5 separate regions of the Mus musculus genome follow, and regions 1, 2, 3 and 4 are each linked to region 5. A link is a loop called in an ENCODE intact Hi-C map of the cell type or tissue named here. Cell type or tissue: heart. All regions are shown on one strand.

Evidence for each region. A loop is a pair of places that touch in the nucleus more often than their neighbours do. Peaks named below come from ENCODE experiments on the same cell type or tissue, not always from the same donor. Only the 100,000 strongest peaks of a DNase experiment are listed, where the experiment ranks them.
Region 1: a loop joins it to region 5, with 4 times the contacts of the local background. A loop is called at or near these places in 5 of 42 quality-filtered maps.
Region 2: a loop joins it to region 5, with 2.8 times the contacts of the local background. A loop is called at or near these places in 6 of 42 quality-filtered maps.
Region 3: it touches region 5 in a loop (10-fold over the local background); 23 of 42 quality-filtered maps call a loop at or near these places.
Region 4: it touches region 5 in a loop (2.9-fold over the local background); 3 of 42 quality-filtered maps call a loop at or near these places.

What each region holds. Positions count from the first base shown.
Region 1 is chr16:59,401,247-59,406,246 of GRCm38, forward strand. It overlaps Gm33611 (a long non-coding RNA gene), which reads left to right and starts at 3,780. Exons shown (of 3, transcript XR_384916.2): 1 at 3,780-3,848; 2 at 3,927-4,025; 3 at 4,529-4,915. In heart, a CTCF peak has its summit at 2,646 (motif pointing left); no DNase peak of the experiment used is centred here.
Region 2 is chr16:58,406,024-58,411,023 of GRCm38, forward strand. It overlaps Dcbld2 (discoidin, CUB and LCCL domain containing 2), which reads left to right and starts at 2,512. Exons shown (of 16, transcript NM_028523.3): 1 at 2,512-2,928. The coding sequence starts at 2,733. It overlaps 4930461C15Rik (a long non-coding RNA gene), which reads right to left and starts at 2,508. Exons shown (of 4, transcript XR_384912.2): 1 at 2,149-2,508; 2 at 1-51. In heart, no CTCF peak of the experiment used is centred here; a DNase peak (open chromatin) is centred at 2,328; H3K4me3 peaks cover 3,298 bases; H3K27ac peaks cover 2,705 bases.
Region 3 is chr16:58,449,250-58,454,249 of GRCm38, forward strand. It overlaps Dcbld2 (discoidin, CUB and LCCL domain containing 2), which reads left to right. Exons shown (of 16, transcript NM_028523.3): 7 at 550-590; 8 at 1,475-1,690; 9 at 2,412-2,536. Among named protein-coding and RNA genes, the nearest start is that of Gm33475, 24 kb to the right of the region's middle. In heart, CTCF peaks have their summits at 1,551, 2,543 and 2,785; DNase peaks (open chromatin) are centred at 1,572 and 4,072; H3K27ac peaks cover 2,031 bases.
Region 4 is chr16:58,725,144-58,730,143 of GRCm38, forward strand. Cldnd1 (claudin domain containing 1) reads left to right here and starts at 2,767. Exons shown (of 6, transcript NM_171826.3): 1 at 2,767-2,941; 2 at 4,030-4,080; 3 at 4,295-4,604. The coding sequence starts at 4,313. In heart, no CTCF peak of the experiment used is centred here; a DNase peak (open chromatin) is centred at 2,808; H3K4me3 peaks cover 1,971 bases; H3K27ac peaks cover 1,324 bases.
Region 5 is chr16:58,297,359-58,302,358 of GRCm38, forward strand. No RefSeq gene overlaps it. Among named protein-coding and RNA genes, the nearest start is that of 4930461C15Rik, 110 kb to the right of the region's middle. In heart, a CTCF peak has its summit at 2,289 (motif pointing right); no DNase peak of the experiment used is centred here.

The sequences.
Region 1 (5,000 bases), 1.1 Mb after region 5:
GTGGGAGCAGATTTAGAGACCCACAGCCAAACACTAGGTGGAGCCAGAGGAACCCCACAACAGGGAGAGAGCAGGGACCTACAGGAGCCAGAGCGGTGGAGGCCACCAAGAGAACACAGGCCACAGAATCAGCTAAGCAAGGTTCATAGAGGTCCACGGAGTCTGCGTGGGTCTGACCTAAGTCCATATATGTTATGGTTGTGTAACTTAGTCTTCTTGTGGTACTCCTAACCGTGGGAACGGGGTGTGTCTCTGACTCTTTTGCCTCCTTTTAAAATCTTTTCCTCCCACTGGGTCGCCTTGTCCAGTCCTGATGAAGGTTTGTGCCTAGTCTTGTTGTAACTTGTTGTACCATGTTCAGTTGATATCCCTGGAAGGCCTGCACTTCTTTTTAAGGGAAACAGAAGGGGAATGGAGTTGGGGGAGAGGGGAGGTGTCCTGGGAGGACTGGGAAGAGTGTAGAGAGGAGAAACTGCAGTCGGGATGTAATGTATGAGAGAAAAAAAATGCATTTATAAAGTAAAATAGAAGAGTAAATGAATGAAAAGTAGGAAAGACACAGAGGACTGCCTGCCACCATACAGGAGGAGGATGGCAGCCAGAGACCAGCCTCTGCCCTGCCACATTGATGAGCTGTAGACACCTAAACTCCCACTTGCTACTATATGCCAGGTAGCAGAGGAAGGGGAAAGTCCTCCAGAGGCCTACCTGTTGTGTAGCCTACTTGCAGCGGGAGCCACTACAATGTGCAAGCATGTGGAAGACCAATGGGAGAGAAAGAGAAACGGAACAGTTTGAGCATTATGAAGAGAGACAGAACTGGTGATTTGAGGGTGGAGAGGAACAGCCTGTTGTGTGGAACAGCCCTGCCACCTGAGGACATGGTGAGGTCCCAGCCTGTGCTGCTGCTAAGGGCCACCGCTGGATCCACACCAAGCAGCCCCAGGAGGTGTCCAAGGGCTATGCAGAACAGGCCCCACCTCTCATCAGCTACAGCACACAGTAGAGCAGAGTGAGGAAACCCTTGCCTGGGCAGCAAGGTAGAGCTGGCTCTGGCAGAGGGAGCCGAGTGAGCTGGCCCTGAGGGCATGAGAGGAGGAAAACTGATTCTGCCTCTTGTCCGTGGCAGCATTTGGTGGACTAGCTGGGACAGAGCTGGAGAGCTCGCTCTGCTGGTGTGGATAAGGGAGAGCCGTCAGCTACCACCCAAGCCCACACCAGGGATTTCAGTTGGCCCACCCCAAAATCAAAATCATCTGTGAGCTCTTAGAGCGTATGAAGAAGCCTTAGAATCACCCAGAACCTTCCTCATTCAACCCCAAGAGCCCTGCCTCCCAGTTCCTGTGGATCTCCGTGTCAAATGGTATTCATGTCAGCTCCTCGTTTTGACAGAAAGCTCGGGCTTCCAATGCGTTCGTCGATATTTCTTGGTACTTAGAAATAAAATTGTTTTCTTAGTATAATAGGAGGTAGAACCTTAAAACTATGCTCACTGTTCAATATGAGAAATAAATATCTTTAATCATCATTCGAGGAAGGAAAGATGCATCTACCTTAGTAGCAGAATTTAGTTTTTTATTGTTGCTTAAACAGTTTGACTGCTTTTTATTAATCTTCTCTTTCCCTCTCCCCTGCGTTAAGTGCGTTAATTTTCCTTCACTTTAAGGGATTTCTTTTTTGTTTGTTTGTTTTTTATTATTTATTTATTTATTTATTTATTTTAATCTCATATTTTTATTAGATTTTTTCTTTTTTCTTTTTTTAATTAATTAGATATTTTCTTCATTTACATTTTCAATGCTACCCCATAAGTCCCCCAAACCCTCCCCCCCAACACTCCCACTTCTTGGCCCTGGCATTCCCCTGTACTGAGGCATATAAAGTTTGCAAGACCAATGGGCCTCTCTTTCCACTGATGGCCAACTAGGTCATCTTTTGATACATATGCAGCTAGAGTCAAGAGCTCTGGGGTACTGGTTAGTTCATAATGTTGTTCCACCTATAGGGTTGAAGATCCCTTTAGCTCCTTGGGTACTTTCTCTAGCTCCTCCATTGGGGGCCATGTGATCCATCCAATAGCTGACTGTAAGCCTCCACTTATGTGTTTGCTAGGCCTCGGCATAGCCTCGCAAGAGACAGCTATATCAGGGTTCTTTCAGCAACATCTTGCTAGTGTGTGCAATGGTGTCAGCGTTTGGCGGCTGATTATGGGATGGATCCCCGGATATGGCAGTCTCTAGATGGTCCATCCTTTCGTCTCAGCTCCAATCTTTGTCTCTGTAACTCCTTCCATGGGTGTTTTGTTCCCAATTCTAAGAAGGGGCAAAGTGTTCACACTTTGGTCTTCGTTCTTCTTGAATTTCATGTGTTTTGCAAATTGTATCTTGTATCTTGGGTATTGTAAGTTGCTGGGCTAATATCCACTTATCAGTTAAAAAGAATGAACTTATGAAATTCCTAGGCAAATGGATGGACCTGGAGGGCATCATCCTGAGTGAGGTAACCCAATCACAAAAGAACTCACATGATATGTACTCACTGATAAGGGGTTTCTTTTAAGAGATAGCTTAAGAAAAACCATGGTGTGAGTGGGAAAGTGTGTGCTATGCTTCCATCTGGTGGCAATACTGCGCGATTACACCATCATGAACAGTGCTCTCACTAACAGACAGGAAGTGTTCCCACACTTCCCATGCTGATTCTAGCAATGTGAGAGAGGGGTGAAAGAACTACACTCCGTAAGAACTGCACAATGCTAGGAAATAGAACTGTTGGTTGAGAGCAAATATTTTAAGGGGCGAGGGAAAGCCCATGTCATAGAAAATTACATGTCTGCCATGTCATTAGGTTTCCAATTGAATTTAATTCCCAACATACATTTAAAGAACAAACAGATGAGTTGGCTGCTCATTGTACATTCGGTTCTCCCTAATCCCAGGTCGAACATCTGTAGTTTCAAACAGCTACTGTTCCAAATTGATTCCCTAACATTGTGCCTGTGTGGAACATAAGACAGACTGTTTCCATGATCTTCAAAATACGACAGTGTGGCAACGACTCACATAGTCTACATTTTACTAGAACTCCTAGTAATATAGATAGGATTCAAAGTATACAGGAGGAGCTGGTGAGATGATTCCATAGGTAAGGGCACCTGTTGCCAAACCTACACACACACACACACACACACACACACACACACACACACACGAGAGAGAGAGAGAGAGAGAGAGAGAGAGAGAGAGAGAGAGAGAGAGAGAGAGAGAGATTGGACATGTGAAGAACAAATAAATAAATCTAATAAATGTTTTATCTTGGTGTATCATTAGATTGTGTGCAGATGCATTATCTCATATGAGACTTGAGAATCCTTGGATTTCTTCCTCCTTGGGCTCCTGGAACCAATCCTCCAATAATACCACAGGGATGACTGAATGAAAAGAGAGGAGGTGAGGGGTTGGTATGGACTGAATGACCTCCAAAATTCCTTCTGGATCAGCATCCTATGAGTATACTTGCCAGATCAATATATTTAGCTTACATGACATCTTACAAGCACACTTGGAAGTTTCTGGAGCGTTGGAAATATTATCATTGTTGCTGCCGCTATCGCTGTTGAGATTGTATTGGATTCAACTCTAAAAAAAGGTTGGGTCTCCTGTTATTTTCCTTTGTGGAAATGATAGCTACAGACCCAAGAAGGATCAGATGACACCGCTGTGCTACCCAAGTTCACACGTGGATTCTTGCCAGAGAGGCAAGCAAACATCATCGGAATGGAAGAAAAATGAACAGGAAGCAACGTATGCAAGGGACAGCCTCCGCTTCTACAAGCCTCCCCAGAAACCGTGAGTTACTGTTTCCTGGGGTCACTGAATCCTCCTGTTGACAGATGTGCTTCTTCCTTTTTTTTTTTTTTCCTTAAGATGCTTACTGGGATTGCAAGGGGAAACAGCGAAGGGATAAGGTCAACAAGCTGCCTCAGCACCAAGAGACAGATGCTTCGCTCTAATTGCCTGAGAACTGTAAGACCTCTTATGAACCAACCGTTTCCACGTTAAGCTGCTGACTTGTTTTTATTTTTAGTACAGACCATTTCGGACTTAAAATTCATCACCCAAAAAAAAAAATCATAAACTCTTTTTCGCATCACTTTTAAATATGACGAGTAGTTGGTGTGGGTGGGGGCAGAGTGGGGGCGGGGCGGGGCGGGGGCAGGGGCAGAGGTTAGGGGTGGGGGGGGGGGGAGATGTAATAAAGAGTTCAGATGAGTTCTCATCATTGATTTTGAAGAGGCAGTACAGTGACAAACTCAGTATGAGCGCATCCACAAATTGCTTGGGATAAACTTGTGAACTTAGTACGGACTTAGTAAGTACCATCACTTAGTATGGACTCTTCTGACTCCAACTTCTCCGTTTCCTCCCCCCTCCTCCTCTCCCTCCTCTCCCTCCTCTCCCTCCTCCTCCTCCTCCTCCTCCTCCTCCTCCTCCTCCTCCTCCTCCTCCTCCTCCCCCTTGTTCTCTAGTTCTTCAGAAAGCCCAAGGGAGGGAAGACGTAGAGAATGCGGGTGAGGAGAAGAAAAAGAGCAAGAGGAACAGCAACAGCGTACAGAAAACACAAGCTTTAAGGCATGGGGTAAAAGGATACACAGTCTAAATTAAATACATTCTTATGATAAGTGAGTAACAACACATACAAGATGTTACGTCAACAAATCTATCTGCAGATCCTCTCAAACTCTAATTGTCTCTATACTGCTCATCTTTTAATACCTCAGTTGGAGAAAGTTAATGTCACTGGATATCCATTCCGTGACATTTACATCCACGCTGTATGCAGCCTAGCTGTCTGCCTTCTTGACATAAGCTGGGATCATCTGGGAGAAAGGAACCACAATTGAGAAAATACCTCCATGGGCTGGAGAGATGGCTCAGCGGTTAAGAGCACTGACTGCTCTTCTGAAGGTCCTGAGTTCAAATCCCAGGACTGGGAGAAAG
Region 2 (5,000 bases), 110 kb after region 5:
TGTTCTCCGGGCTGCTCTCCAGCCAAACCTCCAGAAAAGAAACTCAGGAAGCTGAAAGGCAAAAGAGTACGAAGACAGATGGCTAGCATCATTTTTCAGACGCTGGTTTCCCCCTCTCTTCTTTTCCCTGTTCTGTCCTCTGAAACACTTCACCACTTTATTCTCTACTTTAACAGCTCTTAGCATACCAAAACAGAGAGAAAATGACAGCACCCCTCTCTCTTGTGATAGGGGAATTACTTATAAGAAATTCGGAGTCTTTTCAGGCTGTACTCCCCTGAGGGGGGACAGCCACAACTCCAGCACTTTCTTTTCTAGAAAGGTTCCCATACCTGAGCTAGTTCACTCTGCTTCTTGTGCAGTTCCATGTAGCTGAAGGAATCCTAGCCAGCAGCTTCTAACCCTTTGCTGTGTCCACCTTGTGGCCTACGGTTATCACTAGGTGGTCATACAGAAGGAGTGATCCGACATGTGAGGTGCTTCATCTCAGGGACTATCACTTGAAGCCTTGGCTTAGGACTGGCTGTTTGCTGGGGTAGGTCATAGAGTTAGCTCTGTTAGTTCTCACCTCCAAATTGGCACTGGTGACGATGGATTTGTTTAAAATGTTTGTCTTCTCCACTAGAATGTAAGCTTCTCTAACTGAACTTTGTATGACCAGGGCGTATATTGGTAGTGCTTTCTTTGCTACACGATAGATGTTTAGCAGATACAATGACTGGGGAGTGGGGGTGGGGGGTGGGCTTATTGTGTGAGAAATATGCAAGAAACTTGAAAAAAAATGGCTTCTAGAGTCCTTTCCAGCATTTGGGTTTTCTTCTGAAACACGGGTGTGAGTGCTTTACATGTTTAGGACTCTCACATGTATTCATGAGTTCCAGAGCCAATTCCTACATACTTCTCACACTGACATTTGTACAACCTGCTTTTCTATAGCCTCATTTATTAGCTGTATATCCATATCGATTTATTTTGTTTAAAAGGCATGTATTTTATTATTTATTTATTTATTTATTTATTCATTCATTTAGTATGGGGGTGGGAGGGGAGATGTTCCACAGTGCACATCTGGAGGACCATGGACGACTTGCAGAAGCCAGTTCTCTCCTAGCAACCATGTAAATTCTGAGGATCAAACTCAGATCGTAAGGATTGTCAGCAAGGGCTCTTAACCAATGGCCTATCTCTCTGGCTTTGCATCCCAGTATAGGTGCTTCTCAGCTTATGATAAGAGTCACATTTGATAAACCCACCATCACTTGAGAACACGTTAAGTCAAGGGAACATTTAATACACTCAAGGTAGTAGACATCCTATGCCAGTATCAGTTTGCTGTACAGCATCCGTTGCTTAGCGTTGAGAAGACCCAGCTGCCAGAAATTATGGCTTGTTAAAGGCAGTCATCAGCAGGACAGGGCACAGCAGCAATACTGTGAAAAATCAACCACCATAAACTGAAAGGTAATACAGATGCTCTATAGTTACTTCCTTTGCTATGCAAACTGTTCTATCTTACTAAGTCCCTGTTTGTTAAAGGTACAATACTTTTTTTTTTTTTTTTAGGGAGTCCCTAATTAAAAATATCCCTGATGGTTTCTCTTTATAAATCTACTGTCTAGTTCTGTGGATTCTTCTTTAAAGACTGCTCTTTCTTCTGCCATACTGCCTGCTCAAAAACTCCATCAAATTGCCTATTATTTGAATTTGTACTTGTTTCATTCTGACGTGCATGATGTACTGACATTTCTTCCCCATTCCAAAACCTGCAAATTATCTATAAAGTGGCTCTAATTCCTGGGACTTCTCTGAGCACAATTTTACAGATAGTGGACTTAAATAGTCTCAGCAACACGGGTCTTATTTTATACTTCCTCTCCAAAGTCCTAGAAGCTATCTTTGCAAAAACTGAACACTACATTTGTAATTGTACCCGCAGATGTTGCTGCAATTGACTGCAGTTTTAATTAAGAAAAACATACTCTGCTATTTAAAAACAGTCCCTTAAATACAGCTCCCAGCTGAAATCTTCCAGCATCCAGCCATCCCACCCCTTCCAGTGGCCTGATGTTCGACGGGGGAGGAGCCAGGAGCAAGCAGGCTCTGGGAAGCTGGAGAGCGCGGGATGGGGAAGTCCCGGAAGTCACTGACCAGAGAGTCTCGGCGGGTTCTCTCTGGGCAGTGGTCCCAAAAACTACAGGCTCTTCAGCGGGGCGGGGACCGCTCCCGGCCCCGGCTTGGGGGCGAACCCGGATCGAGGGAGGCGGGTGGGACGCTCCCAGAGGTCCAGGGCGATTGGCAGACGCGGATGAGGGGCGGTGGAGCTTTAGGAGAGGAGCTAACAGGTCGACAGAGCAGACGGCGTGATGATTGGACGGCACGGAAGGAGCTGGACCAGATCTGGCCGCTCATTGGTCTCAGCATGAGGAGGAGGCGTGGCCAGCGCGCGCGGGAGGGAGGGAGGGCGAGAGAGCGGGGCCGGCCCGCCCGAGAGACGGTCGGTCTACGAGCGCGGCGGGAGCGCGTTCCAGCTCGGGCCCCGGTGCTATCCTCCGATCCGCCGCGCTCCGGCCTGGGGTCTCGGGGCGGGAAGCTCGGTGAAGCGGGCGCGGGGAGCAGGGCGGAGGGGACGAGGCGCGCTGCGCTGCCGCCCGGTCCTCACCGGGTGCTGCGGGCCCCGGGCGCGCGGGGCTCCGCGGCGCGCGCACTATGCGGGCGGATTGCCGGCCGCCGCGATGGCGAGCCGGGCGCCGCTGAGAGCCGCGCGCAGCCCCCAGGGTCCCGGAGGCCCGGCCGCGCCCGCCGCCACCGGCCGGGCCGCGCTGCCCAGCGCCGGCTGCTGTCCCCTCCCTCCTGGCCGCAACTCCTCCTCCAGGCCTCGACTGCTCCTTCTGCTGCTCCTACTGCTCCAGGACGCTGGAGGCCAGCAAGGTGAGTGGTGGCCCGCACCGGTCGGCCTCCTGAGGCTCTTGGCTGTTGGAGGAACCTGCCGACGAACCCAGAGATGCAGAGACACCACACTGGCGAGGCTGATGTGGCGGGGACCGGGGCGGGGTGGTGGTGCCGCCCGGTGTCTCAAGTTTGTGTCGCTTTACTTTTCCGCAAAGCCATTCATTTCTGTGAAAGAGGGACGTATGAGACCCTGCCGTGGAGGCCTCCTTGCTGTCTCCTTCTGGACTGATGGACGGAGTCGGGAGCAAATTAAAAAGCATCTTGAGCTTATTAAAGACAGGCAGGGATTGCTGTTCTTAGGGATAGCGCCCAGGTTCTAACGCGAATGAAGCAAATTGCAGTGCTCTCTAGAGCCTTGCTTACGTTTGCAATTCGTTCTTCAGAGCACCTGCCCATTACTGAGGACCGTGGTTTGTAGATTGTCTTGATCAAACACAGAAGTGGCCCAGAGTAGCGGTCCACTACCAAAAGCGCAAACTTTCTCAGAAAGTGACAAAGCTTCTTTTCCTTCTACAATCCCATTCCAGAAGCGGGAACAACTGTTGGTTGATAAATCATCAACAATAGAAAGAGAATACAGGACTGAACTTTTTAGTGTTGCTGCTTTGGGCAGCGTACCACATTCTGTTTGGCTTTATTTCTTCCATGGCTTTTCTTGTTACTAATTGCTAGGGAGAGTTTCTTGAAATACGTTTTCCATTTCTCAGTTCAGCTTCCCACTGTGTGCACTTTTTGTCAGTAAGGAATATCTTCAAGGTCATGGGATTGTCTCTTGGGAAGGTGCAGCCTTGATGGACGTGTGAGAGGTAATCGCTAAGAGAAAAACGTAAACTGTCCTCTTTAATAGTCACATTTAAACTGAGCAACCTAAGGTTTAGAGGTCTAATAGGCAGATTTCAGTCAGCGCTTACTGTTTTAGAGTGTGGAAGCCTCTGAAGTTTTGGCATCTATGTGTGTGTTTTTCTTTCTCGTGGTGGGGAGACAGACTTATATGGCTACAGAAGCTTAGTGTGTGTGGGAGGCCCGGGACTAAGTGGTTTGTGTAAATCAGTGCATTTAACACACAGCTTGGTGAGTTAGTTATCCCGTTCCCAGCAGAGGGAAACCGATGCACAGGGAATACAGCATATTTTAATGTAGAAAGGAATATGACCATTTAAGCAGTCCACTGTGTTTGAACATTTCTAGATGGCTTACATCTAGAATTTCACGTCATGTTTAAAACAAATCTTCGAGTAACAGAGTCAGCTATATAGGACACCATTATCTTTTGGAGTAGTCATTCCCAGACTGATGTAACATGCAACATTATCTTATTTTAAATGATTTTTGAATCATTTTAGTCAGCATTGTAACAATATATTTCTTCTCCCATTGCCAAAAGATTCCAAAATAAATAGAAATAATTTTAGAGAGCATAAAAAGACATGATTTTTATTTCTTCAAAATCGGGTAGTTTTGTTTGTTTAATACCTTTGTATCAATTTTCTGTCTTGCTCATATGTGAATGCATGTCTCTTTCATAGACTAAGTAAATGAACCAGAAACACACAGTTTTACAAAGGGAAAGCATAATGTATTTATCAATTATTAAACACGAGTTACTAAGTTAGTAAATTAAGGACTAGTTTGGTGAGTATCTGAAAATTCAGAAATTGTATGAGATGAGAATTCCCTGATTTTTAAAAAATCTCTCCCTCTGAGGGCCCTAGTACTGCTTGCAGTGAAATTTCTTTGAAGTTAGTCTTAACTAAGATAACACATTCCTTCAGGGTCAGCTGACATTCCCTCACTCAGGATGTGAATCTCTTAAACACCTCTAGCGATTTTAATATGAGAATGCCCATGTGTTCCAAGGTGGACTTTGTACTCTCTTAAGAAGCCTTGGGAAGAAGTTTGGAAGGAATAATATAACCTTATCAGTTGTCTCTGAGTGATAGAACCTTTCCAAATGTCTGCTACTAGCATGTAGTTATAATGAAAAATAAACTGAAGAAAATAGGCTGGCTGAATCAGTCTTGCTCCCCACGGAGCCTACCCAGGTAGACACA
Region 3 (5,000 bases), 150 kb after region 5:
TAGGTTTCTGGTGGAATCCAAGATGGGTGTGGCGGTGCGTGCTTGCAATCCCCATGCCTAGGCCATAGAAGCAAGAGGATGGGGGGAGTTCACAGTCGAGTTAAGCTAATTAGTGATTTCAATGTCAGGGAAGGCTGTGAGAGATACTGCCTCAAACAAAATTAAAAAATACTTTGCATCTCTCTTCTGACTGTTTGAACATCATGTTAAGGGCAGGGCGTAACTGAACACCCTCCAGGTCTCCTGGAGTCTTAAGTGTTCTTGGGTCCCCAGGCAAGGGAGTTCTTCTCTTGTCTGACCCTTCCTCCTTCTCAGCTCACTCACAGACAGGCTCATTTTCTCCAAGGGAAATGCAGTAGCCAGCTCTGGTGTGTTTACCAGGAGACTTGAGTCTCACCTCGTTCTCTGAAAACACACGTCTTCATGTTCTTTCACAGCAGGAAAAGAGAAAAAAAAAGTTTTATAGGCCTATTTCATGAAAAGTTCACACACAATTGTGCAAATGTCCTTGTAACCTTTAAGGCTTATTTCTTCTTTTCTCTCTTTCAGGGGATACTTATCTGCAAGTCTGTTTACATTTAAGACAAGTGGTAAGCCTTCCAAGGACTTAAGCCATCATCTTTGCATAATAACTAATGCTGTATGGAGTGCAACCAGGCACCTAGTGACTGCCAAATTGCTTGTTCTTTCTCATATGCTTTTGAGAACGCCATGAGTAAAATAGAGCCCTAATTATGTAAAGAACAGGCTAAATTGGAAGTTCACTATTCACTGGGGAATTATAAGCAAGTACTGGATCCCTTTACGAATTTGATTTGAACTTATCTGAAGAAAGAGTTCATTGCACTGGTCTGATGCTTGAAGTCAGACAGGGATGGCTTTACAGAGGATAAAGCAAACCCTACAGAAGGCCAAGGGGAGGTTGCCCTCCAACCTCTGGGTCCCCAGAGACAGGATAGTGTATCTCCATAGACTAACAGCTAATGCTTGTAAATATGTCTAGTTGACGACCTTCAAATCCATGGCTTTCATACCTACAGATTGGAAAGATTCAGAGGAAATCCTGTTTCTGTGCTGTGTAGCCTTTTTTTCAATGTTGTTTCCCCCCAAAAATATGGTGTTACAACTGTGTGTATATATCACATATATATTTCCTTTGGCATTGTAAGTATCCCAGAGATGACCTGGTGTTAACAGAGAGCATGCTATGTGCCAGTGCTGTTCCAGTTTATATCAAAGATTGAAGCACTTGCAGGTCTTAGTGTCCACCAGGGAGTATGGGATGTCCTGGAAGTGGACCCTACAGACAACAAGAGACGGACTGCATGTTTGTAGGTTTCTGGTGGGACACAAAGGCAGGGTCCCAAGAAGCAGTTACTTAGTTGTTTGCAAATCAGAAGTTTGTAGCAAACACTGTTTTAGAGATTTCAAAGTTAACTCTAGGGAACCAAGTTGATTTTCCTCTCTCCTTCAGGTTGCTATGGGACTCTGGGGATGGAGTCTGGTGTGATTGCCGATCCCCAGATAACAGCATCGTCTGCACTGGAGTGGACTGACCACATGGGGCAGGAGAACAGCTGGACAGCGGAGAAGGCCAGGCTGAGAAAACCCGGGCCTCCCTGGGCTGCTTTTGCCACTGATGAGCATCAGTGGCTGCAGATAGACCTTAACAAGGAGAAGAAGATAACAGGTTAAGAGACACGGCTTTCTGCAGCACTGCACTGCACTGCACTGCAGCACTGAGTTTATTTGGAAACCCATGGCAGCTGAAATTTTCGGAAATTAGGTCACTGAAAATTATATAGCTTCAGTTTTCTTTGCGGGTATTAATGTTGCTTGGGTACTTTTTTTCAATTTGGCCAAAAGAAGAATTAGTATTTAATTTTTAATTGTTCTAGTTTAATGTGATCTTTTTAGGGTAGAGTTTCAGTAAAGTGATCTTTGAGTCTTGAAAAATCTTAGTTATTTAGAAATGTATAGTTAAGGAGAATGTATTTTAAATGCTATTAAGTACCTTGTATTCCACATGTACTGAGTATCAACTTAACTTAGGTAAACTTAGCAGTGACTTGAGATAATTTTGGTTTAGATACGTTTGTTAAAAGACTGACTTTTGCCTACCAGTCATCATGCTTAATGTCCATACCCAGGCAATCATTCCTAGTAATTGGAATGTAGCTTCTAATGGTGTGAATGCAGGCTGCAAAAGTACAATAGCCCTTTCCTTGCATGTGCCCGCAGTTCTTCCATCTCTCCAAGGGAGCAAAGCCAGGGCTTTAGCTGCTAATACAATGTAATTGTCCACAAAGATAGAAACAAGCCATAGAAATGCTTGCAGGGCGTATCAGGTGTGTCTAGCTGACTTTGGGAGCCTGAGGCTGCGCACTCATGAGAAGAACTCTATCCTGCAGGTATCGTAACCACTGGGTCTACCATGATAGAACACAGTTACTATGTGTCTGCCTACAGAGTCCTGTACAGTGACGATGGGCAGAGATGGACTGTGTACAGAGAACCTGGTGTGGACCAGGACAAGGTAAGGCGATCCTGTAATGTTAAATGCCATGTTGTCTCACTCTACTCTCTCCTGGTTGTTTTCGGTACTGCTTGCTACTGTCTTCCTAGTGTTTCTAAGCAGGCTTAGAAAATTGTCGGTGATTCTAGGTCTTTGTGATTGTATAATTAGAACTGGTTATAATTGTTATTGGATAATTATCCAAGTATTTTGGCTGCTAAAGTAAGAACTTCTAAATAGTTACCTTCAGTTCCTTGGTTTTTATAAAGCCTACCAAATAATGGAACCTTGACTTTGTTCTCAGATTTTGACTAAGCAAGAGGAAAGGGAGGTGGAATAAAAGGTGAAGTACACTAAAGATAGAAAGGCCATTGTAAGATCACCTCAGCCGTTTCTGTGCCAGGACAAATCTGGTCTTCCCACTGCAGAATTCCCATAGTTTCCAAGACACTTCAGCATTTTTGTTTTAGTGAAATCCTGTGGAGACACTGGAACTGGACAAGCAGGGACAACATGGGAGAATATTGGAAGTATGTCACTGGGGTGTTGTCCCATCCCCAGCTTCCTGCTCTACCCTTGAGAGAATCTCAAAATGAAGGCACCTCTGTCCCCAGGGAAGATGGGTGGTGCTGTGTGGAGTGGGGACTGACGGCTTCTTTCAGTGAGAAGCGCAGTACTTCCCAGACTTTCCCAGCCCGCTTCTTATTTCATAATCTATCTCATGGCGACCGCACAGTGACCCTGTTGCCCCTTCTTGTTCTTTCATTACATTTTTTTTCTTCTCCCCATGAAGTATCCTTGGAGGAGTTTGTTGTTTTGGTTTGGTTTAGTTTTTGTGGGGTTCTTTGTTTTGTTTTAGTTTGTCTTTCCATTGTTTTATTCTCCTGCAGTGTCCAACCTTTTAATTTCATCTAATGGATTTTTAATTCCAATACTGTATTTTTTTTTCTCTCCTTCATATTTACCTTGGGTTTTAAATTTTCTTCCATATATTTTTTCATAGGCATATGAGCACGGAGTGTGTTCATCTGGTAATTTTACCAAACACACACCTCAGTGCTAGCCATTATGCTATTGATTGCTTCTGGGTGTTTTTATTAGCATTATTAATCCTCTGTGTGTGTGTGTGTGTGTGTGTGTGTGTAAAGCTTTATTCTGGGATGCAGTTAAGCTACCAGGAAAACATTTCTTTATACGTATTGCTAACTTGACAGTCACCATTGAGACAGTGTCCCAAGTATTATGAAATTTACTCATGAGCTGATGATGGAGAGCGTTTTGAAGCCTGTGTTGTCATAAGCTTGTTCTACTTATCACAGGGTTCTTTTTCTGACTCTAAGTTGCTTCTGGCTGAGGACTTAGGGGAAGTTTCATACAGAGCCCAGTGGCCTTGCTGTAGTTCATCCATTCCTGCTGACACTCATTCTGTCCCTTTCCTGTCCTTACTCTGCTAAGCTCTACCCCAGAAATTCTAGGTTTCTGCTGACCTCATGGCTAGCAAGTTCTCTAGAGTGTGGGAAAGCCTTGCCCTGTGACCTGGAAATTCACCAGTCAGTACTGATAAGCAGAGTGTGTCTTGTTTGGGCCCCTACTCTGTAGTTCTGACCCTTTGCTGCCCGTTGCCCAGTGTCTTGAGAACTACTGCGTCCTGCCGTGCCCTTTCCCAGTTCTTCTGTTGTTCATGGCTGAGGTCCAGCTTCTCTCACTCAGTTACTGACAGAAGAGGAAGGCTCTGAACTTAATGAAATAGCACATATCTTCACACTTCAATCTGTCCATCTCTTCGCTTCTCGGGTAACTTGTATTTGTTTTGACATGTCTTCTAGGTCTCTGCATACCTACAGAGCCTGAGCCAGAAAGTATAACCAATCTCCTAAACTTCCATAATTTATTGCTTTCTAATACTACACCATGTTTGTATTCAGGGGAGAATGAGAGAGAATGTGTGTACTTTTTCAAAAATGTTTCCTAAGGATGTCTAACAACCTTCCCTGTGCATCAGATTCTCAGTGAATGTTGGCAGATGGACTAGAGCATTTCGTTAGGGTCACGTATAGCCAGCCCAGTGTGCACTGTGTACTTGAGGAAGACCTTGAACTTGTGATTCTGAAACTGACTTCATTACAGATGTGCTGCACCACACCCAGTTCTATGAGGAGATGGGAAGAGAACTTATGACTTTGTGCACATAAGCAAGCAGTCTGGCCTACATCCCCAGCCTTTGCCAACAGTTATGTCCTGAAATGTTGTTTCAGTCAGTTCCTGTTCACTGATAACAAAACTGTCAGCATTGGCCTTTAATCTATGTTAGAGCAGGAGCTAGGGAAAGTATGGAAGCTTACAGAAAGGGGGACTGTTGGAAGTATAGAGAGAACATTATAGAAACTAAAAGATCTTAATGTATCTTCCAGCATGTGTAATCTAGTTACAGGCAGATGGACCAGGAAGAAATAGCTGTCCTACTTGGGCATGACTTAGGAAGTCC
Region 4 (5,000 bases), 430 kb after region 5:
GTACACAGTATCACCTGGAAACAAACACGTAGCCCATCAAAGTCTATAGTTCTGGGAAAGTCTCTACCTTGCTTTCTTCTTAGCTTATGTAGTTCTTCTTCTGGCTACTTATTTTTGTTAACTGAAGTATGCCAATCTAGAATATGGTTTTTGTGCTGAAAAGCTTACCCTGAGAAAGGCTCAGATATACACTGGTATCCTGAACACCCAGGGTAGTCAGCAGCCTGCTAATAAAGTCTTTTTATTGGTTTAAACCCATGTCTGAGCAGTCTTTTCTGGTGAATGCCCCACAGTTATTTTAAGATGCAATTTGTAAATTTTTTTAAGATGCAATTTTTTATTTGCTTTTTTTTTTCTGAATCAAGGTTAGCCATTGTTCTATAGTAGACAGATACAAAGCAATTTTGATCACAATTTTAGCCTTTGGCTAGAACTCAGAAACTATTTCTATTTTCCTTTCTGATCACCAAAGTTTATAAGAAAAATAGAACAAATATTTAAGATGAATATGCAAGGTTGCTATATTTTGATTAACACAAGTTAACAGTGAACATTTTAAATAAGAATTGTATTTAAGAATATTAGGGAACCTGAGAGGGAAGGTAATTATTGTGGAAAGAGCATTATCTAACCATATAGATTTTTCTGTTACTGGGCTCATTTATAGTGCACCATAACTACAACACTTTCCTTCTGAACACTAGAAACATCAGCTTTAGAAAATTTAGCCAGAAGCCTAGTTCAACACTGTTTGAAGCCTATATCCCATAATCTGTGATAGTTGCTAAGTTACTTGGTTCATTAATAATACATATGAGACTAGCAGCCCAGCAAAAAGTAGGAGTAAACATTTAACTCTAAAAATTGATTACAGATGATTGCTACCCACAGAACATAGCATAAATAAAAATTGGAAAACACCAAAGATACAGAGATAACTCAGAAATGTGAATGTGTGGTCTGTGGGACTGTGTTTGAGAAGGAAGTTGAGGTCTTCTGTTCTGTGGCTTTCAGGGTGGCCAAAACCCCAAGGACACACTTCCATGTTGACCCTAAGCTTGTGAGTGAACAGGGTTCTGAGCGTTTTCTGGGTGTTCTGTGCTGTTGGAAGGTGAAGGCATCATTGTCCTTTGTAGAGTGACTCCAGAACCTCGTACCTCCTGTGTCATGACGACTAAGTGTACTGTGAGCCCAGGACTTAGAACTTCCAGAGCACACGACTAAACAAACACATTGAAATGCCCTCCTGGCAAGTCTAGCAGCTGGGTAGTTAGCAGACAGGTCCGGAAGCCAGCTGAGGTGTGCAAGAACACTTACCACTATTTATGACAGGCTTCTCCTCTTCATCTGGGACAATCGGGAGTTGTAAAAAGCTACTTCTACTGATCTTATTCAAACACTGGACATTCAATTGTAAATAATGCTTTAATGATTCCTTAACAATCCTCAGGTCCTCTGCCTGACATTTTTTACATTTTCTTATCTATAGATTCTATTTTCAAAAGTCCATATATTGAAAACCAAAGGCAATCTTATCTTAAAGATTATGAAGTAAATTGTCCAGTGTCTTAAGATTGGTTTACTAACCTCAGTGTTGATGTTTGCCAAGTTAGTTCATCTTCATGGGCTTCAGTTTCTCTGTCTACAAACTTAGGCTGTTTCTTTTCTTCTTAAAAAATGTCTCTTTACCAGAATTGGTTGCACAAGTTACTTCAGGAAGTAGACGTCTCATGAAGGCCGGTGGATGAAGACATCTGCTGCATAAGTGCATTCACAAGTCTTACTGTGGATTCACTATTCGACTCTACACACTCATCGAGCTTTCAAGATGACACCTGAGGCAAATTACGTTTTCATTTGATGCTATCCGTGAAAATCTAGTCATGCCTTGTGGATACTGGGCTCTGCCAGAAGTCCTTTTCCAGACACAGCCTGTGATGGTGAACCGGAACCACAAGCTAAAGGCAAACGATTTCTAACTTAAAAAAAAAAAAAAAAATCTTCTCTACCTGTTTAGAAATTCCTGTGAAGTATTTGAGGGCTTAGAATCATTCCATTGCTTCCATGTCACACAGCCATCTGTCTCCGAGGCTACCCACAACTTTTTCTGTTGAAAATGATCTCTAAATTCCATTTCATATTACATTCACACTTTAAAGTAACATTTTTGAAATCTAGTATCCTTCGGATTTACAAGTTGGGTTTTTTTTTTTGTTTTGTTTTTTTGTTTTGTTTTTTACAACTGAAACAAACAGGGAACTTGATTACAGTAGAGAGCAAATAACAGATTTCTTCAAACAAGAATAACGTAATTATATCAGGTTATAATGCTAGTTTAGTTAGATCCTTAGTTACATTTAAACAAAACAGAAGAACACGTTGTTCAAATGGGAGGGACGATGTAGGAAATGGGAGGGGGGTTGATATTTGAAGAGTAGAGTTCCATTAAAGTTCATCAACTCCGTAGTACTGATTTTTAGAGGTAGGGTGTTATCGTAGGGAAAACAGAAGACTCGACGTTAGATCTCGGCTAAATCAAAGCCTTTGACTATGGTTGACCAAAGATCCTCCCCCATCACTTTCTGGAGCTTGGTCCCTCCTTTTTTGAGGTGTAACAATCCCGCAGTTAAGACTTCAGCTTTCCTCACTGATCTTCAGAGTTCTTTCTTCGGAGAGAACTACATTCCCCACAATTCCTCGCGCGTCGTCAGGCATGCTCTCCTCTGGCTCTAGCCCCTTCTCCTCCAGTATTCCTACAAGTCCCACAAGGCCCCTCGGCCCAGGGCCGCTTTGGCCCGGCCTGGGGTGGAGGTGGAGGCGGAGGCGCGGGAGTTATGGAGGGGGCGGGCTCTGCAGGGAAGTACGTCAGAGGAGGCGCGGGGAGAGTAGGGTGCTGTGGTCGGAGCTGGAGGGCGAAGCCGGTGGAGTGAGAGGATGGGCGGTGAGTTCGCGGGGTCGCGGGCCGGCTCGGCTCGCGACCTGGGGAAAGGGCTCCTTGCTGGCGCGGCCAGGCCCGGGGGCTGGAGCGGCAGGCGGGGCGGGGAGGGGCGGGGCTCCGGGCCAAGGGGCCGGGGCTGGCTGGGTTCGGGTACCCAGGGCGCTCGCCCAGCCCTGCCGGTCTCCGCCCGCCCATGCCAGGCCCTGCTGTGCGGCCCAGGGTGACTGCGCTAGGCGCAGCTTCCAGAACCCGGCCTTTAAGGTCATCCGAGAGCACCAGGATGGACGAGAATTTTGAGAATCAGAATACAAATCGCACTTGCTGGGCTATTGATGACTGTAGTCGCCCCGGTCTTTTCCCCAGTCACTCCCCATTTTCCAAACTCCGCTCCCCAGTTTGTAAGCCTGTTTTCACGGGTGCTTGAGACGAGGGGTTTGGTGCTGTCACGGTGTGCATACATTTGGCAGGGTTTGACTCAGCGTGATCTTGCCTTGAGTCATTTTACCGCGGCCATTTACTACCGCCGTGGAGCCCTGTCCACGCCTAGGGAGTGTTCAGATTTTGCCTAAGTCACTTTTCTGTTTGCGAGTAGGGATTATTTAGTTTTTATGGATCTGTGCTATATTTTAGGATATACGGAGCAGTATTACAGTTTGGGAGGTTGAGAAGTGTGTAATGGAATGGGGGGCGGGGAGAGTAAGGAGTGAAGAATCCGGTTGTGTCAAGAGGCTTGGCTTAGCTTTAATTGAATTGAAGGAGATTGATAACTAACATGGTGTTTTTGCTCTCTTTGCTATGACATACATTTAAACTTTCCCCTCGGGTTAACACCTTCAACTCTGATTTCCAACTTACACCTCACTTCTGCCCTTATTTATAATTGTAAGCCTCCCCACTAAAAAAGCTGGGGGGTCTTCGTTTCCTATTCTGCTGTCTTTTTTCTCACACAAGCCTGAAAACACATAGCATGTTTATAGCTTGTGTAAAAATCCACTCTGCATTTAAGGTGTGCACGCTGCACTGCTGACCATGGGCATGTCTGTTGTTTGTACCTGTAATGTGTATGTCCTTTTCAGTGTTGTCTGTTTTAGTATGCAGGTGATAGACTAGAGAACAAGACTTCTGTCTCCGTAGCATCTTGGGTATGTGAGCATTCAATAAGTACTTTTCATGAGAATGCCTTTTGTTTTAAACTTAACATTTGTTGCCCTTTTGTTTGTAAATTTTTTACATCGATAAATGCATTGCGTTATGGAAAGAAGGGATGGGGAGTAGGGTAAAGGGGCTTTTTTTTTCTTTTTAGCATATTCTGATTTGCTCTTGAGGTCTGACTTTTCTTTCTTTAACTTAAAACAGAGCAGTCTGAATGCCAGAATGGATAACCGTTTTGCTACTGCGTTTGTGATTGCTTGTGTGCTTAGTCTGATTTCCACCATCTACATGGCGGCCTCCATAGGCACGGACTTCTGGTATGAGTATCGAAGTCCCATTCAAGAGAATTCAAGTGACTCGAATAAAATCGCCTGGGAAGATTTCCTCGGTGACGAGGCGGATGAGAAGACTTACAACGATGTTCTGTTCCGATACAACGGCAGCTTGGGGCTGTGGAGACGGTGCATCACCATACCCAAAAACACTCACTGGTATGCGCCACCGGAAAGGACAGGTACGTCCTTTACGTCCTAATAATGATGGCCCAGTGACGTGCAAGCTTGTCTGTGCTTCCTTCCCCTAAGAAAGTCTTCTGCATCTGTTTTATTCCTATCATTGTCTTGCCTCAACTTCCGTGCAATCCCATTGTCCCCGATGATACCACGGCACCTCATATTGTGATCAACACTTGAATCCTCATACTTATTTGCCAATTAAATTGTTTTTTATTCATGCCACATGTCACGAGGAATTCGCTTGAACAGTTGAAATATTTGACAGTTTGTGGTATTCAAAATCAAGTCAGAATGTGAGTTGCAGAATCAAGTCAAACTGTGAGTTGATTGCCCTCTTACAGTTAGCTATGTTAGCCAGGCGGCAGTGGCACAAGCCTTTAATCCCAGCACTCCGA
Region 5 (5,000 bases):
AGCTGCAGTGTGGTCAAGGAGAAAGTCTTTGTGGTCTAATGGAATTTACTGCTCAGCCCTGAAGAGGAATCTTGGTTTAGTTGTTTGCAGGGGCTGTGTGCATGTCAGTCAGGGTTCCGTGAACTACAGCATTGCAAAGTAGCCTAGTCAATGACAACCAAAAGCAGAGATGACGTTTATGGATGAAGATGGAAGGCAGTACATTTAAAATCTCACACAGCTTCTTCTTTCAGGACCAAAGACAACAAATCGGTTTCACGAATCATTTCCGTGGGACCACAGAAACCAGTCAAGGACGGAGACTATCTAGTCTGCAAAGCAGGGATCTGAGCCTCAGATTCAGGTCGTCTGTATTTCTTGTTCTCCTGAGTTTATGGGGTTAAATCAGCATCTGCTATATTTGAGTGCTTCGTCGGCAGACTGTCTATTCCCATTTTCTTCAGCCTGACAGAGAAGTCAGCAAATGGGAAGTATTTCCTAAATGAATAGACTACGTATCCATCCGAAGGATATGTATAAGCAAAGAATATTTGCTTCATCTGGATAAGCACTTCATTTGAGAGATATGATGACTCTCATGCAAATTCTACCTAAACTCACTGGATCGTGTGAGAGAGAAATCACGAGTGTTCCATTGTGGAACATGGCCAGTTTTTAAGAAAAGGGATAGAAGAATGAACCTCGAGCAGAAAAGTATTCCCTTAAAGAAAAATATTTGTGCTTTCCCTGGAAACCTGTACCTTATATGACATGCTAAGGGTGGTTTGAGTCTATTCGGTGGCTGACCTGTAGCTATTTTACAATTCTGTACATTAAATATATAAGTGTAACTGTCAAAAAAACCAACTATAGTCTCCTGACGCATAAATCCTGGCCTGTTCAGTAGAGAGACAATGTGTTTCCCTCCTCTAGTGGAAGTCAGTTTTGCCTGTATCTGCATACTTATTTCAGGATTCCTAACCTTAACATGTCTGTTCTTCAAATTCTCTTCGAAACTGGTTACATATGTCTATGTCCACTCAGTGATAATCAAAGTGCTCAGCTGTATCCCTCACAAGTCATTCTTCCTTAACACTTTCCAAAGTACTCTTTAGGAGAAGGCAAATATTTAACTCAGTACACATGTACATCAAAAGCAGAAAATGAAGAAACCACTCAGGCTTTCAAAAATAATTTGGGAGCTAAGTTTGGTGGGGGGAGGGGGGGAGTATTAATGTCCAAAGAACAAATTTAAATATTTGCATATATGATATGAATGCTTAGCATATTTGCTCTGAAGTAGCGATGGTGGAATTATCTCAACTCTGTCACCCCTGTCTGACAGTAGGAAAGAGTCTAATCCAGGATTTAATTTGCTCTTTTCGCTTCTGTTTACCTTTCTTGTCTTTTCTCTATTTATTGACTATAGATGCAAAAACCACACTATCGCTGAGATCCATACATGTGACAGGACCGACTATATCCACTGTGAGCCTAATAATGTCATCTCTGGACAGGTAGGGCAGGGAAAGGGGCCCAGTTTCTCTAGAACTGAGGCAGTCTTTCTTGGAGGACAGAACTCAGAGATTTACATCACAAGGCTCTTATAATGCTGACTAAATTGAATGCAAATAATTTTTTTGTTTTGTTTTGTTTTTTCGAGACAGGGTTTCTCTGTATAGCCCTGGCTGTCCTGGAACTCACTTTGTAGACCAGGCTGGCTTCGAACTCAGAAATCCACCTGCCTCTGCCTCTCAAGTGCTGGGATGAATGCAAATAAATTTAATGGATAAATTTTATCCATTTACTCATTCCAGCCTCGGTGGAACACAACTGTACTTTCAATTCTCGGGGGGCAGAAAGGACATCTGTAAAGACAAATACTTTTAAACTTGCTTGTAAATTTTAATTTTGGTGGTTTGGCTTTTGGGACACACACACAGACACAGTCAAGCTTGGAGACTATGCTTTGTGTAGTGAAGTGGCTGCGGACTCTCCACAGACACAAATACATCCTTTTAGGCATCTAAGAAAATATTAAAAGAAGGTGACACTTGATTTCCATAGAGTTTCTCAACCTGTGTGGGTCGAAAGCCTCACAGGCTCACATATTAGACATTTACATTACCACTCAATTACAGTTATAAAGCAGCAACAAAAATACATTCATGGTTGGGGCTCACCACAATACAAGGAGTTGTATTAAAGGGGCATAACATTAGGAAAGCTGTACGGATTTTTGTGCACCTATTGCTCTACATCCTAACTCAGCCGTCAAATCAATGGGAGAAGTTACAGGCTTCCACCAGCAGAGGGAAGTAGTGTCCTGGGGAAAAAAATGAAATCGTGCCCAGTTCTTCCTCCTGAGCAGTGTAAGAGGAGAAGGCTTCTTGCTTTTCTTCATTTGTAGTGGGAGTTTGCTATGCTGTGCCTAGATCATAGCCAATTAGAAGGAACAGAATAGGGGTGAGGGAGTGTCACCGAGAAGGAGTGAGAGAGAGCAGTTGGGGCTGAATGGTAGAACAGGTCCATCCATGCACAGAGGAAAGGACTTTCCTTACAGCCTCCATTTGTGTCTCAAATCGCAAACCCAAAGCTTATTCTGGAATCCGTGGTTGCTAATTGGCTCTCCCTGTGGTCACCGTTAGCCACTCTTAACCCATAGAACCTCAACTAATTTGTCCTTGGGGTGCTGTGACTTGTAAAGTGGCTGGCTGTTTTACAATAGACGTATAGCTCTTTCCCCAGTGTTCTCAACACTGCCGAAGGTTAAGGCCCTGGCTTTACCAAGGGAAACTGAATCTTGCAGTAGAGCAAGTGACTAGATGAGAGGACCCATTTTCTTAAGAAACCCTGGGCCTAAGGAAAAGCCTTGCCATGTAAACTGTCTTGCTGTCACAGCAAGGAGAGGTCAGTTGTCACAAGAGAGAAGCCTCTTCAGCAGAATGATGAGATGGCGCACTCACGTGACAGAGACGGTGAAATGGTACCTTATACGGGCATCTTCAGGAGACAGAGATGGAGGAAAAGCAGAGTGGAGAGAGAGAGAGTGAGAGAGCGATTCCATACAGCCACTTGGGCAAGTTCTTAAGATACTAGGCATGCTCAGGGGCTGGAGAGGTGGCTCAGAGGTTAAGAAATCATCTTAGCTGTCCAAGGGTGGCTTTCGTGTCTACATGGTGCCCCTGGAGAAATAGTTAACATTTCCTTTGCTGTTCATTGTTGAACCAATAAAGTCTGTGAACCCTTAAAAGAAAATCATCTTACTGGGTAATTCTAAAACTCATCTTCCTTGACATCTTTCAATGAGTGTATAAACAAACTTGGCATTATTTTTTTCTGGTTTTTTTTTTTGTTTGTTTGTTTGTTTCTGAGAACAGGATTTCTCTGTGTAGTCCTGGCTGTCCTATAACTCACTCTGTAGACCAGGCTGGCCTTGAACTCAGAAATACGCCTGCCTCTGCCTCCCAAGTGCTGGGATTAAAGGCATGTGCCACCACTGCCCTGCTCGACATTGATTTTTTTTAATGAGGTATAAAAGCAGAAATAAATGGAAGGCAGGTCAGGCTGTTGAGTTGGAAACTCTTAGCAAGTGCTTTGACCCACTTACTAAGAACCCACTGTACGTTTGCTCTTTGGTACCCAGGAGAGACTGGTTCTAGAAACTCTCTCAGATACCAAAGTCCATCCATACCATGCCCTATGCTCTCTCCTCCCTCATCTCACTCCCTCACCCCTATTCTGTTCCTTTTAATTGGCTATGATCTAGGCACAGCATAGCAAATCTCGCCCCCTCCCCCTGCCCCCTCCCATGAACAGGTGTACACCGAATCCCCGAGAGAGTAGTCACAGGAGGGTACGAACCCCCACCTCTTAGTACAAGGAATGAAGTGTGAAGTTAATGGGGTCCTACCAAAGGCAGAGGTCCTGTGGTCCTGAACCATGACCCTTTTCTATATAGTGGTGTTGTTTCATAAAGACTACTTGTTGTTTCTATCAGTGATATCATTATGTAAGACTTACTTGGAAAATCTTATTGGTTTAGAATTTGCAATTTACATAATTGTCTTTCTTAAACAGGAAAGATACCCTTGGCTGTTCCTATCAAGCAAGTCCACCATTATTTTTCAGGCTCAGTGATCATATTGTTTATATTCATGTCTGCTTATTAAATAAATGACTTTGCATCTACAGTTTAGACATCTTACAGCAAACATACTTATCTCCGACTATTTCCACTCATTGTAATGATCCAGTGGTTCAGCTGAAAGTGTCTTGGTGTAGTCTCAGTCACAATAAGATGCTCTTCTGTTTTGGTCATCGATTGACTTATAACACAATTGCACACACTTCTTGCAAACGTCATTGAAGCCGGTCATATTTTCTTTCACAGGCTGCCGCACGTTTCTAGGAAGTGAATTCGTAGGATATGGTCCTGCCAGTTCCTCAATCTGACATGCTTGAAATGCTTGCACAGTCTCATATCCCAAGCAGGGAATCCCATCCATTGCTTCACTCTTTTCTCTGCAAGGCTTTTTATAAGAGTGTTTCTTTTGTCTTTGTGTGATGCTTCTGTTTTCTTCATTTTCTGTTTTTCTCCTTGGTTGTCCATTAAAATTCTATATTCTTAGCTTGTTAAAACTCCTTCTCACTTATTTTATATCCCAGAAAGACTTTGTGATTAAAATACATATTATACAAAGCAAAATAATCTGATTTATTTCTGCATATCACCCAGGGATCTTTCTACTGGGTCATTAAAGGATAAAAACGTATCTACGTAGCTTTTAATGGCTACTGTGAAATGCTAACAGGAAGCTTAGATCCAATCTGCATGATTCATGGCTCAGCTATCCTTTGTTCACTAAAATAACAAACTGTAATAATTGGTACCTATTATTACTTTACAGATTCAAACTATACCCAAAGACACTGTTACACAATACTGATATGCACCCAAACAGAAAGGCTGTACACATACGAGATTTAATCAACCAAGGGTAGAAAATACTCAGAAGATA